4 separate regions of the Homo sapiens genome follow, and regions 1, 3 and 4 are each linked to region 2. A link is a contact called in ENCODE Hi-C or POLR2A ChIA-PET data. All regions are on one chromosome and are shown on one strand. The core of a region is the stretch at or near the end of the contact, and the rest is flanking DNA. Distances in the headings are between cores, read along the strand shown.

The links. Hi-C counts contacts between places; a loop is a spot of excess contacts on that map. ChIA-PET counts read pairs that join two places held with the same protein, here RNA polymerase II (POLR2A). Pooled maps may share reads with other maps.
Region 1: a loop to region 2 is called in a pooled map, with 3 times the contacts of the local background. The contact joins the promoter of DNAJC17 here to the enhancer-like site in region 2. A Hi-C loop is called at or near these places in 2 of 168 maps with a recorded cell type or tissue (B cell and CD8-positive, alpha-beta T cell) and 8 of 50 pooled maps. POLR2A ChIA-PET finds 5 or more read pairs at or near these places in 3 of 52 experiments (CD4-positive, alpha-beta T cell, activated T-cell and activated naive CD4-positive, alpha-beta T cell).
Region 3: a loop to region 2 is called in a pooled map, with 3 times the contacts of the local background. The contact joins the promoter of RMDN3 here to the enhancer-like site in region 2. A Hi-C loop is called at or near these places in 2 of 37 single-sample maps with no recorded cell type and 8 of 50 pooled maps. POLR2A ChIA-PET finds 5 or more read pairs at or near these places in 2 of 52 experiments (A549 and activated T-cell).
Region 4: a loop to region 2 is called in a pooled map, with 4 times the contacts of the local background. The contact joins the promoter of RAD51-AS1 here to the enhancer-like site in region 2. A Hi-C loop is called at or near these places in 2 of 168 maps with a recorded cell type or tissue (CD4-positive, alpha-beta T cell and naive thymus-derived CD4-positive, alpha-beta T cell) and 8 of 50 pooled maps. POLR2A ChIA-PET finds 5 or more read pairs at or near these places in 1 of 52 experiments (WTC11).

What each region holds. Positions count from the first base shown.
Region 1 is chr15:40,806,036-40,808,735 of GRCh38, reverse strand. It overlaps DNAJC17 (DnaJ heat shock protein family (Hsp40) member C17), which reads left to right and starts at 1,263. Exons shown (of 11, transcript NM_018163.3): 1 at 1,263-1,367. The coding sequence starts at 1,290. It overlaps ZFYVE19 (zinc finger FYVE-type containing 19), which reads right to left and starts at 1,647. Exons shown (of 11, transcript NM_001077268.2): 1 at 868-1,647. The coding sequence starts at 1,146. RefSeq lists enhancers at 615-664, 1,295-1,344, 1,385-1,434, 1,895-1,984.
Region 2 is chr15:41,428,211-41,430,910 of GRCh38, reverse strand. The region is part of intron 1 of RTF1 (RTF1 homolog, Paf1/RNA polymerase II complex component); the gene reads right to left. Among named protein-coding and RNA genes, the nearest start is that of RTF1, 12 kb to the right of the region's middle. RefSeq lists an enhancer at 1,118-1,337. Within about 2 kb of position 1,315, at least 3 of the 41 ENCODE cell types and tissues checked have a DNase peak (open chromatin) inside an H3K27ac peak, as active enhancers do; they include B cell, where a contact is called at or near this core.
Region 3 is chr15:40,753,966-40,756,665 of GRCh38, reverse strand. It overlaps RMDN3 (regulator of microtubule dynamics 3), which reads left to right and starts at 1,412. Exons shown (of 13, transcript NM_018145.3): 1 at 1,412-1,583; 2 at 1,876-2,069. The coding sequence starts at 1,883. RefSeq lists enhancers at 952-1,061, 1,152-1,271, 1,482-1,691 and a silencer at 1,807-2,021.
Region 4 is chr15:40,693,786-40,696,485 of GRCh38, reverse strand. RAD51-AS1 (RAD51 antisense RNA 1) reads left to right here and starts at 1,381. Exons shown (of 2, transcript NR_040058.1): 1 at 1,381-1,474; 2 at 1,691-2,700. RAD51 (RAD51 recombinase) reads right to left here and starts at 1,312. Exons shown (of 10, transcript NM_002875.5): 1 at 1,061-1,312. RefSeq lists enhancers at 1-467, 468-1,065, 1,103-1,162, 1,633-1,782, 1,663-2,260 and 1 more.

The DNA.
Region 1 (2,700 bases), core at 14-2,513, 620 kb after region 2:
AGGATGGGCTAACAATAGCCTCCATTTATTAAGCACTTACTATGTGCCAGGCACTAAACCCAGTACTTAACATTCATCATGTGATTTATTCCTTACAATTTACACACATTATTTTACTTAATCTTGATGCCAACCGTGATTATCCTTATTTTGAGAGGGCCAGAGAGGTTACATAACTTATCCAAACCAAGGTCACCGCCTCAATAAGACAGCAGAGCTCAGATTTGAACGCTGACTCCAAAATCCAGGTTGGTGAATGCTGCACGGTCCTGCCTTCCTGCGTGACACTAATTTACTCCATCTAGTTCCCATCATCTCCTGGTCAGAATCCCTGGCCACAACTGAGGCAGAGGGAACCTGCAGTTTACCAGAGGAATCTGGCAGGTCTGTGATAGGGACAGGACAGTCAGCCTTCACCATGGTGCCCCGGAAGCAGGAGGAAGTGTGGTAATCTAACTCCAGCGACCTGGAGAAGGGCAGGCTGCGGGATGGGGAAGATTTCAGAGCAGAGGGAGTAACGGGCTTGGTGTGATGGACACCGCGCTTCGGAGGAGCAGGGTGGAGAGAAGAAAACCGCCAGATGCTACACTGGGCCGACAGAAAAGAGTAGCTTTGCAAAAACGACGGCAGCGCGCTTTACAGTTTATAGGGAACTCTCACCTAAAGCACTTCAGTGGACCCTCACATAAACCCTGAAAGCGAGAGAATGTTAGCCCCATTTTACAGAAATGGAAACTGAGGATCAATGACTTCATCAAAACCACACAGCTGGAAAGGAGCCGTAAGACCAAGTCTTTGGACGTTAAGTCCCGCGCTTTTCCCTCCTCTCCTCCCTGGCCCTGCAGCCCTCGGGGAGGGAAGACTCGCCTCCTTCTTGAAGAGGGTGAACTTGACAGCGCAGCCGTAGCACCTACTCTCCATGGTGGCTCCCAGCACCGCAGGGTCTGCAGAGCTGAGATCACGCCGGCCAAGTCCTGGGCCCCTTGGACCCTCACCCCAGCTCCGCCCTTCCCTTCCCTGCCCTGCCCCGCCCCACACGCCCACTGGCACTGTCCCGCCGCGACCTAGAGCAGGGAATCCGGACGCTCTCCTGCAGCCAGCGTACGGCAGCGGCGGCAACGGGGGCTGCTGGGAGTCGTAGTTCATTCACGACTGCCGGCCTCCCTCAGAGTCAGTCAAGCCTGACCCAGAACACAATTCCCAGAGGGCTAGGCGCCGCTCGGAGCCTGCAGTCCTCACGCGCGCTTAGACTCTTGGGAGTTGTAGTACGAATCCGTCAGGCCGGAACCATGGCAGTGACCAAGGAGCTCTTACAGATGGACCTGTACGCGCTGCTAGGCATTGAGGAGAAGGCAGCGGACAAAGAGGTGAGAACGGTGGCGAGGAAGGCTGATCTTGAGAGGTCTGGCGGTCCTTCCTGTCCTAGCGCCTCGGCCACTGCTGGCATCCGCTCTCCAGGTTCATTCGGGTCCTGGGCGGGGAGCGAGGGTCGGCGCTATGCCCTCCGCAGGCGGGCTCCCAGACATTTCCTGGACGGTCCGAGGGCCTCAAGAGGAAGCGGGGTACAGAGGGCTCTTCGCGCCGGGTGGCTGTGCTCTCCCCGTGGCCCCTGTCTCCTAGAGGCCGCGGGGCGAGGCAGCAAGGAACGCTAGCCTCCTCTGCGCCTGCGCAGTCTCGGCCTCCGTTTCCGCTTCTGCCTTGACTGTGACAAGAGGTGCCTCATTTCAGTCTCTTCTGCAGGCTGATTTAATTCTTCCACTAAGAGCCTAGAACGAAAGAAAAGTAAGATCTCAAAGCCTCTCCACTCCCTTTTCATGCCCCCTTGCCAATGTGACCGATGACCCTGCTGTCTCTATTTTCTTTTCCACTCAAGCCCATTGACTCTTTTCAAGTAGCTGATGCCCTTCTCAGCATGTGCTAGTTAGTGGGCTAAAAGCAGGAGGATCAGAAGGTTAAGGCAGATGGTATAGAGGTCCATGCTACCTTAGGTGGTGATAAAGATGCCAGGGAGTGAAACACTGATCAAGCTGGATTTAGGATTTCTTTTATCTCCCCCTGGATCATGGTGGTAGTTTTAACAATATACGAAGGAGAGGCGTTCATCAAATGAAAATTAGTGCCCAACTGAGCCGAGATCGCGCCACTGCACTCCATCCTGGGCGACAGAGCAAGACTCTTTCTCAAAAAAAGAAAGAAAGAAAGAAAATTAGTGTCTACTAGGCCGGGCGCGGTGGCTCACGCCTGTAATCTCAGCACTTTGGGAGGCCGAGGCGGGCGGATCATGTGGTCAGAAGTTCGAGACCAGCCTGACCAATATGCTGAAACCCCTTCTCTACTAAAAATACAAAAATTAGCCGGGCGTGGTGGCACACACCTGTAGTCCCAGCTACTTGGGAGGCTGAGGCAGGAGAATCACTGGAACCCGGGAGGCGGAGGTTGCAGTGAGCTGAGATTGCACCACTGCACTCCAGTCTGGGCGACAGAGCGAGACTGTCTCAAAAAAAAAAAAAAAAAAGGAAAAAAAAATAGTGCCCACTAATGTCCCAGTACTTCTGGGCTGCCCTGCTCATGGGGTGAGTGAGCTTTTGAGAAGAGGAAGCTCTGGGGCAGAAAATCAGAGAGACCCAGAGGGCCCTTGAGAAATGCTGTCAACCTGCACAAATCTGTCCCCTGCAGCCGCAGCTGAAATCAGAAATGGCC
Region 2 (2,700 bases), core at 66-2,565:
AAAGAAAAGAAAACCCACAATAGTATGGAGACAGCAAAGACTCTCTTAACAGTGTGAAAGATACAAGATGCACTTCCCACAACTTGAGGATTGTATAGGAAGTTACTGGGAAAACTCACAGCAAGATTACTTTTTAGCTCAGTCCTTTATATTCTTTTTGTTTGTTTTTGGAGATGAAATCTTGGTCTGTCGCCTAGACAAGAGTGCAGTGGTATGATCTTGGCTCACTGCAGCCTTTGCCTCCCAGGTTCAAGCGATTCTCCCACCTCAGCCTTCCAAGTAGCTGGGACTACAGGCATGCACCACCACGCCCAGCTAATATTTTGTATTATTAGTAGAGACAGGGTTTCATCATGTTGCCCAGGCTGGTCTTGAACCTCTGAGCTCAGGCAATCTACCTGCCTCACCCTCCCAAAGTGCTAGGATTACAGGTGTGAGCCACGATGCCCAGCCAGTCCTTTACATTCTTATTGAGGGCTCATAATAGCTGAATAGACCAATATGCAACAAAAAAGTCTTCCCACCCTGTCTCTACTAAAAATACAAAAGATTAGTTGGGTGTGGTGCCACGCGCCTGTAGTCCCAGCTATTTGGGAGGCTGAGGCTGGAGAATCGCTTGAACCCGGGAGGTGGAGGTTGTAGTGAACCAGAGGTTGCAGTGAGCCGAGATCGCGCCACTGCACTCCAGCCTAGGGGGCAGCGAGACTCTGTCTCAAAAAAAAAAAAAAAAAAAAAATTAGCCAGACATGGTGGCATGCACCTGTAATCCCAGCTACTCACGAAGCTGAGGCAGGAGAACTGCGTGAACCCAGGAGGTAGGGATGGCAGTGAGCTGATATCGTGCCACTGCATTCCAGCCTGGGCAATAGAGCAAGACTCTGTCTCAAAAAAAAAAAAAAGAAAAGAAAAAATAAAATAAATTAAATTAAATTAAAAACAAAGAAAAAATAAGGAAAAGATACATGGTCCTTGACCTCATGGAATTTAAAATCAAGTATGGGAGACAAACAATGAACAAGTAAAGAAACAATGAATTCCATCTAATGGTAAGTGTTAAGAAGGAAGTGAATCAAATGAGTGCAGGGGCTATCTGCAGTAGGGTGGTTAGAGAGGCTTCTCTGAGGCACTGAGGCTGAGACTAGAAACTTCACGAGAGGAAAAGATGGTACAGTTTTCTGGACAGAGGCCTTCAGATGGAACAGCTAAGGCCCTGAAGCTGATAACAGCTTGGCTTAGTCAAAGAACTGAAAGAGAAACTGTGACTAAAGTTTAGCAGGCAAGCAGGAGAATTGAATGCGGTGGGTTAGTGGTAAGAAGAAAACATATCTTTCTGAGCTTTATAAAACAGGGTGAGGAGCATGGAAGTTAGGCAGTGGGAAGCCATCAAATGGTTTGAAGCAGGGGAGTAACCCAATCCAGCAAGGGTTTTAAAAGAGCACTCCTGGAAAGAGAGAGAGAGAGAAAAAAAAAAAAAGAGCACTACAACTGGTAGATGAACAGACTAGAGGGGCCAGGGTGGAAGTACAGAGAGGACTCAGAAGGAACCCACAGCAGTCGCATTAAACAAGTAGCCACAGGGACAGAGAGAAGTGGAAGGATCTACGAGATGACGAGGAAAAAAGAGTAATTCGCAGAGCTTTAAATCCGAGAAGTTACTTCCTAGTGTCCCTTTCATAGCAAAACTGTTGGTTGATTTAAACAGTGAATATTGGCTGGGCGTGGTGGCTCACAGGTGGCTTACAGGTGGCCTGTAATCCCAGTACTTTGGGAGGCCAAGGTAGGAGGAAGGATCCCTTGAGCCCAGGAATTTGAGACCAGCATGGGCAACACAGGGAGACCCTGTCTCTACAAAAAATTAAAAATCAATTCGCTGTGGCCAGGAGTGGTGGCTCACGCCTGTAATCCCAGCACTTTGGGAGGCCAAGATGGGCAGATTACTTGAGGTCAGGAGTTTGAGACCAGCCTGGCCAACATGACGAAACCCCGTCTCTACTAAAAATACAAAAAGTAGGCAGATGTGGTGGCATATGCTTGTAATCCCAGCTACACAGGAGGCTGTGGGAGAACTGGTTGGGCCCAGGAGGCAGAGAGGTTGCAGTGAGCTGAGATCACACCACTGCACTCCAGCCTGGGCAACAGAGCAAGACTCTGTCTCAAAATAAATAAATAAATTAGCTGGGCATGGTGGCACACACCTGTGATCCCAGCTACTCCAGAGGCAGAGGAGGGAGGATCACTTGAAGCCAGGAGGTCAAAGCTAGAGTGATCCATGACCACGTCACTGCACTTCAGCTTGGGTAACAGAGTGAGACCCTGTCTTCAAAAAAAAAAAAAGGAGTAGGGGGCCGGACACGGTAGCTCACACTTGTAATCCCAGCACTTTGGGAGGCTGAGGTGGGCGGATCACAAGGTCAGGAGATCGAGACCATCCTGGCTAACACAGTGAAACCCCGTCTCTACTAAAAATACAAAAAAATTAGCCGGGTGTAGTGGCGGGCACCTGTAGTCCCAGCTACTCGGGAGGCTGAGGCGGGAGAATGGTGTGAACCCAGGAGGCAGAGCTTGCAGTGAGCTGAGATCACGTCATTGCACTCCAGCCTGGGCAACAAAGCGAGACTCCATCTCAAAAAAAAAAAAAAAAAAAAAAAAAAAAGGGATATCAGTATTGCAGTAGAGGGGTTGGAACAAGAACCCCCAAAG
Region 3 (2,700 bases), core at 163-2,662, 670 kb after region 2:
GTGCAAGCCTGTAATTCCAGCTACTCCGGAGGCTGAGGCAGGAGAATTGCTTGAACCCAGGGGCGGGGGAGGAGGTTGCAGTGAGCCGAGATCGCACCACTGCATTCCAGCATGGGCGAAAAGAGCGAAACTCCGTCTAAAAAAAAAAAAAAAGTATAATGGAGGCAATAGAGCCACAGGAGCAAAGCAGGGTGAAAAGCTTAATTTCACCAAGGTGGTGATCTGGGAAGGTTTCCAGAGGAAATTTTTATTTCCTCCAAAATAAAGTGTATATATATATATATACTTTATATATATATAAATATATTTTTTGTTGTTGTTGTTTTTGTTTATTTGTTTTGAGAGGAGGCCTCACTCTGTTGCCCAAGCTGGAGTACAGTGGCGAGATCTCGGCTCACTGCAACCTCTGCCTCCTGGGTTCAAGCAATTCTCCTGCCTCAGCCTCCCGAGTAGCTGGGATTACAGGCGTGCACCACCATGCCCAGCTAATTTTTGTACTTTTAGTAGAGACGGAGTTTCGCCAGGTTGGCCTGGGTGGCCTCGATATCCTGACTTCTGTTGCCCAGAGTGATCATGGCTCACTGCAGCCTCGACGACCTGGGCTCAAGTGATCCTCCCATCTCAGCCCCCAGAGTATCTGTGACTACAGTCACGTGCCACCACGGCCGGCCTCCTGTATTCTTATATGTATACAATATCTCACAATTAAAGGGTAAATAAATATAAGATCTAGTCAAGGGTATTGGGAGGACTGGCCTAGATATTTCTTTCACTAAACTAAATTTTAACTCTTAAGAAATGTTCACAATAAAATTGTTATCATAGTCCATAAAATCGGTCTTTTTAGTTGCCACAATTATAAGAAGTTGCATACAATTACAAGAGTAAAACAGAATTATAAGACAGCACGTTAGGTTTAAGATTTATGGCCGGGTGCGGCGGCTCACGCACTTTGGGAGCCCGAGGCGGGCGGATCGCACTTTGAGAGACCAGGAGAGCGGGACCCAGTCTCTACAAAATAAAAATAAAAATAAAATGTGGGGAGAGCGTGACGTTTTCCAGGTACAGAGGGGAGGTCCAGGCAGAAGCGCAGGTAGAAAGTGTGAATATGCTGAGCGTATTCCGGGAGCAGCAAGTTAAGCCGGTGTGACCGGAGGGAAATGGAGGCCTGGCTGCCGGACGGTGAGGGTGACTGCGCGAGCGTCCGCCCAAGAAGTCTCCCTGCCTTCCCGCCTTTCCCCTGTCTTGGGCCCCTTCTTGCTTTCCTTTCGCGCTCTGTGCTGACTCCGCCCCTCCGGCGGCGCCCGTGGCCCCGCCCCTGAGGGAAACAGACAAGGGGCGGGGCCGGCGCGGTCATCTCTCTGCGCCTTCCCGCAGGGCGCCGAGCACCTGGCGCCGCCTGCCTGACGTCACGGTCACTGACAGCGTGAGCCCGCGGCGGCTGCTGCCATGGTGGCTGGCGGCCGGGTAAGGGTCTGAGTGGATCTCCTGCCAGGCCAGAGCGCCTTCGGGGGCCGCGGCGGAAGGCCAGGAGTTTGCAGCCAGGGCGCCGGGTTTGTGGTCTGCAGTGTCGTGAGGCTGAGGTGGGGGTTGAAGGCCCAGAAGCCGGACTCTGTGACCCGGGTCGGGGGGTGTACTGGAGGGGCGGCTACGTCCAGGCTGGGTGAGAAGAGAGGCAGTGGGGCCCAGGAGGCTGGAGGAAGCCTTAGGGTTCAGACTGGGGTGCACGTAGTCGAGAGCTCAGGGTTTGGGCAAGGGGATACCTGCCGGGGTTCAGCCTTGAGGGTGGGTTTACCGGGTTCACGAATCTCTCTCTCTCCTTACCCCCGCCCGCCCGCCCGCCTGCCTGCTCCCGGTGACTTCTGCTGGCCGCAGGTGCAGCATGTCTAGACTGGGAGCCCTGGGTGGTGCCCGTGCCGGGCTGGGACTGTTGCTGGGTACCGCCGCCGGCCTTGGATTCCTGTGCCTCCTTTACAGCCAGCGATGGAAACGGACCCAGCGTCATGGCCGCAGCCAGAGCCTGCCCAACTCCCTGGACTATACGCAGACTTCAGATCCCGGACGCCACGGTAGGAGCCCGTCTCCTGAGACCGCGGTCACTGCAGACTAATGGGCCTGAGGTCTGGGCTGCTTTCGGTGGAGACTGTGGGACAGGGTAACGGAGAGAAGTGCTTTAGGGTTTCACTTTTTTGGAAGCTTGTTGAAAAAGCAGTCGTCGGGCTGGGCGCGGTGGCTCACGCCTGTAATCCCAGCACTTTGGGAGGCCGAGGCGGGCGGATCACCTGAGGTCAGGAGTTCAAGACCAGCCTGGCCAACGTTCAACCAGATGTCAACATGGTGAAACCCCATCTCTACTAAAAATACAAAAATTAGCCGGGCGTGGTGGCGCGGCCTGTAGTCCCAGCTACTGGGGAGGCTGAGGCACGAGAATCGCTTGAACCTGGTAGGCGGAGGCCGCAGTGAGCTGAGGTTGCGCCACTGCACTCCAGCCTGGGTGACAGAGTGGGACTCTGTCTCAAAAAAAAAAAAAAAAAAAAAGCAGTCGTGGTTTTCTCTACTCTTTCGCCTGTACTCACAAGAAAGTATATTTCAAAAAGACTGTTTAACTTTCACTTTTAGTTCTGGCCACAATAGTGCTATGTGGGTATTAAAGGCACTTGCTTAGTGTTGGGTGAGGTGTGTAATAAGTAGAGGAAGAGT
Region 4 (2,700 bases), core at 132-2,631, 730 kb after region 2:
TCCTCCCTTCTCAGCCTCCTGAATAGCTGGGCCTACAGGTGCACGCCACCATGCCTAGCTAATTTTTCCTATTTGTAGAGATGCGGGTCTCACTATCTTGACCAGGCTGTTCTCGAACTCTTGGGCTCAATCGTCCTCCCGCCTCCACTTCCCAAAGTGCTGGGACTACAGACGTGAGACACGACGCCCGGCCAGTATATTTTGTAATAATTCACGGAGTTGTATACAGTTGTGAATGTGAATTTTTCTACATGTATATTACATTGCGCTTTAGAAGTTAAAAACAAACAAACAAACAAAAAAACAGGGGCCAGGCGCTGTGGCTCACGGCTGTAATCCCAGCACTTTGGGAGGCAGAGGCGGGTGGATAACCTGAGGTCAGAAGTTCGAGACCAGCCTGACCAACATGGTGAAACCCCGTCTCTACTAAAAATACAAAAATCAGCCTGGCGGCGTGGTGGTGGGGGCCTGTAATCCCAGCTCCTCGGGAGGCTGAGGTAGGAGAATCGCTTGAATCCGGGAGGCGGAGGTTGCAGTGAGCCGAGATCGCGCCACTACACTCCAGCCTGGGCGGAAGAGCGAGACTCCATCTCAAAAAAAAAGTTTTAAGAAAACCAAACCTCACTTCAGATCATTCTCTAGGCATCATGTGAATGGTTTTCCGCATTAGATGATGAAAACACTGTTTTGGCAATCGGAGATTGGTACTTTCTAAGCACGGTGTAATGGAAAGACAGATCAGGAATCCGGAAGCCCTGGCTGTGATATTAAACAGCTGTGGCTACACCGCTCTGATCTCGGACTTCTCGCTCGAACCCATAAAATAGGTGTTGCCTATAAAGGCTCTAATGTTTCTCCCCTAGTTCTAAAGACTGAGGTCCACTTGTGTTTTCGCCCCAGCAGCTGAGGGTCGGTCGGGCGCGGACACGCCCTGCCACGTCCGGGTTTCACACTGCGCGCGGAGGCCCCAACTGCCGCTGAGCACTGGACCGGCCAGGACGCAGGTGGGCGAGGACGAGCCGCGGCTCTGGAGGGCCCAGCCTGCGCCTCACACACTCACCTCGGTCCGCAGCGCTCCTCTCTCCAGCAGGCCCCGCGCTCCGACTTCACCCCGCGGGCGTGGCACGCGCCCGACCCGCACGGCCCCCAACGCCCCTGGCTTACGCTCCACTTCTCTACTCGCTTGCCCCAGCCTTCTGCGCACAACCCAGATGAGTTGCAGTTCCCAGCTGCACGCCTCGGGAAGCGCCGCACTCTCCTTAGGGCTCGGTCTCTGGCCGCTGCGCGCGGTCCGCCAGCGGCTTTCAGAATTCCCGCCAAACCCTCTCGCCCAGGGTCACGCCCGCGTCGACGTAACGTATCCCCGCCTCCCGGATCCGCCTTCTCCCCGCTTCCGCCCTGCGCGCTAACCCAAGACGGGAGCTCGAGAGCTTGATCCTGCGCGAGTTTACAGACTGCCCTCTTCCCTTTTTGCGTAAGGACTAATTCAAACTTTATGCCGGGGGCGGTGGCTCACGCGTGTAGTCCCAGCTGCTCGGGAGGCCGAGGCGAGAGTATCGTCTGAGCCTAGGAGTTCGAGGCTAACCACGGCAACGCCCCTACTCCTACCCCAGTCCCTCGCGGGTGGGGCGAGGGATTTCAGGGGGCGGTGGGGGAAGACTTAACCGAGTTGCCGTCTTCTGTTTACCAGATCGAAGACCACGACTCCCAAGAGGTAATGCGTCGGCCCGGGACTACATCTCCCGGCATGCATCGCCGGCGGGTCCGCGAGTTCTCACCATCGCAGCTGGACTATTAGCGGGGGCCCTAGCGCTCTTGTGGTTTGTTTCGGCAGTATCTGAATGTCAGCTTTTGGCACTTCTGGTCGCTCTGAGCCTCCTACTCGCATTCCTGGAGCAAGGTGCTTTCCAGGCCTCATGGAGGTGGAGGAGCTGAGGAAGCTCGAGAAGATGGATAGAAGTGGGAAATGGAGCTAGCGTACGGGAGAGGGAAATGGCTGGAATATTCGTCAATCTGTGGTGCTTTACTGGAGATTTGCAGGAGTTCAGAGGAAGGGGGCATTGAATTTCATAACCTAAACCGTATCGTGGTTTACCAGAAAGTTTTGACCCGTGATTCCGGTTTTAAAGGCTGAGTAGGGCCGGGCGCGGTGGTTCACGCCAGTAATCCCAGCAGTTTAGGAGGCCAAGGCAGGCGGATCACCTGAGGTCAGGGGTTGGAGATAAACCTGGCCAACGTGGTGAAACCTCGTCTTTAGTAAAAAATACAAAAATTAGCCAGGTTTTGTGGCACATGCCTGTAATCCTAGCTACTCGAAAGGCTGAGGCATGAGAATCGCTTGAACTCAGGAGGAGGTTGCAGCCAACCGAGATCTCGCCGCTGTACTCCAGCCTGGGCGACAGAGCGAGACTGTGTCAAAACAACACCACAAGCTAGCTGAGTAGGGATTCTTGGGCGAAGTGGAAGACATTATAAGCAAATAGGGTAGTATGGGCATGGAAACGAACTACATGATTAAAGATTAGTATTATCTGGCGAGGGAGGAAAAGTGCCAGAGCAAGTGCCGAAACTGGAAGGTTACATTTAGTTCAGGATATGAAGATCATATAAGGCCTGCACGGTGGCTCACACCTGTAATCCCAGCACTTTGGGAAGCCAAGGTGGGGGAGGATCGCTTGAGCTCAGGAGTTGGAGACCAGC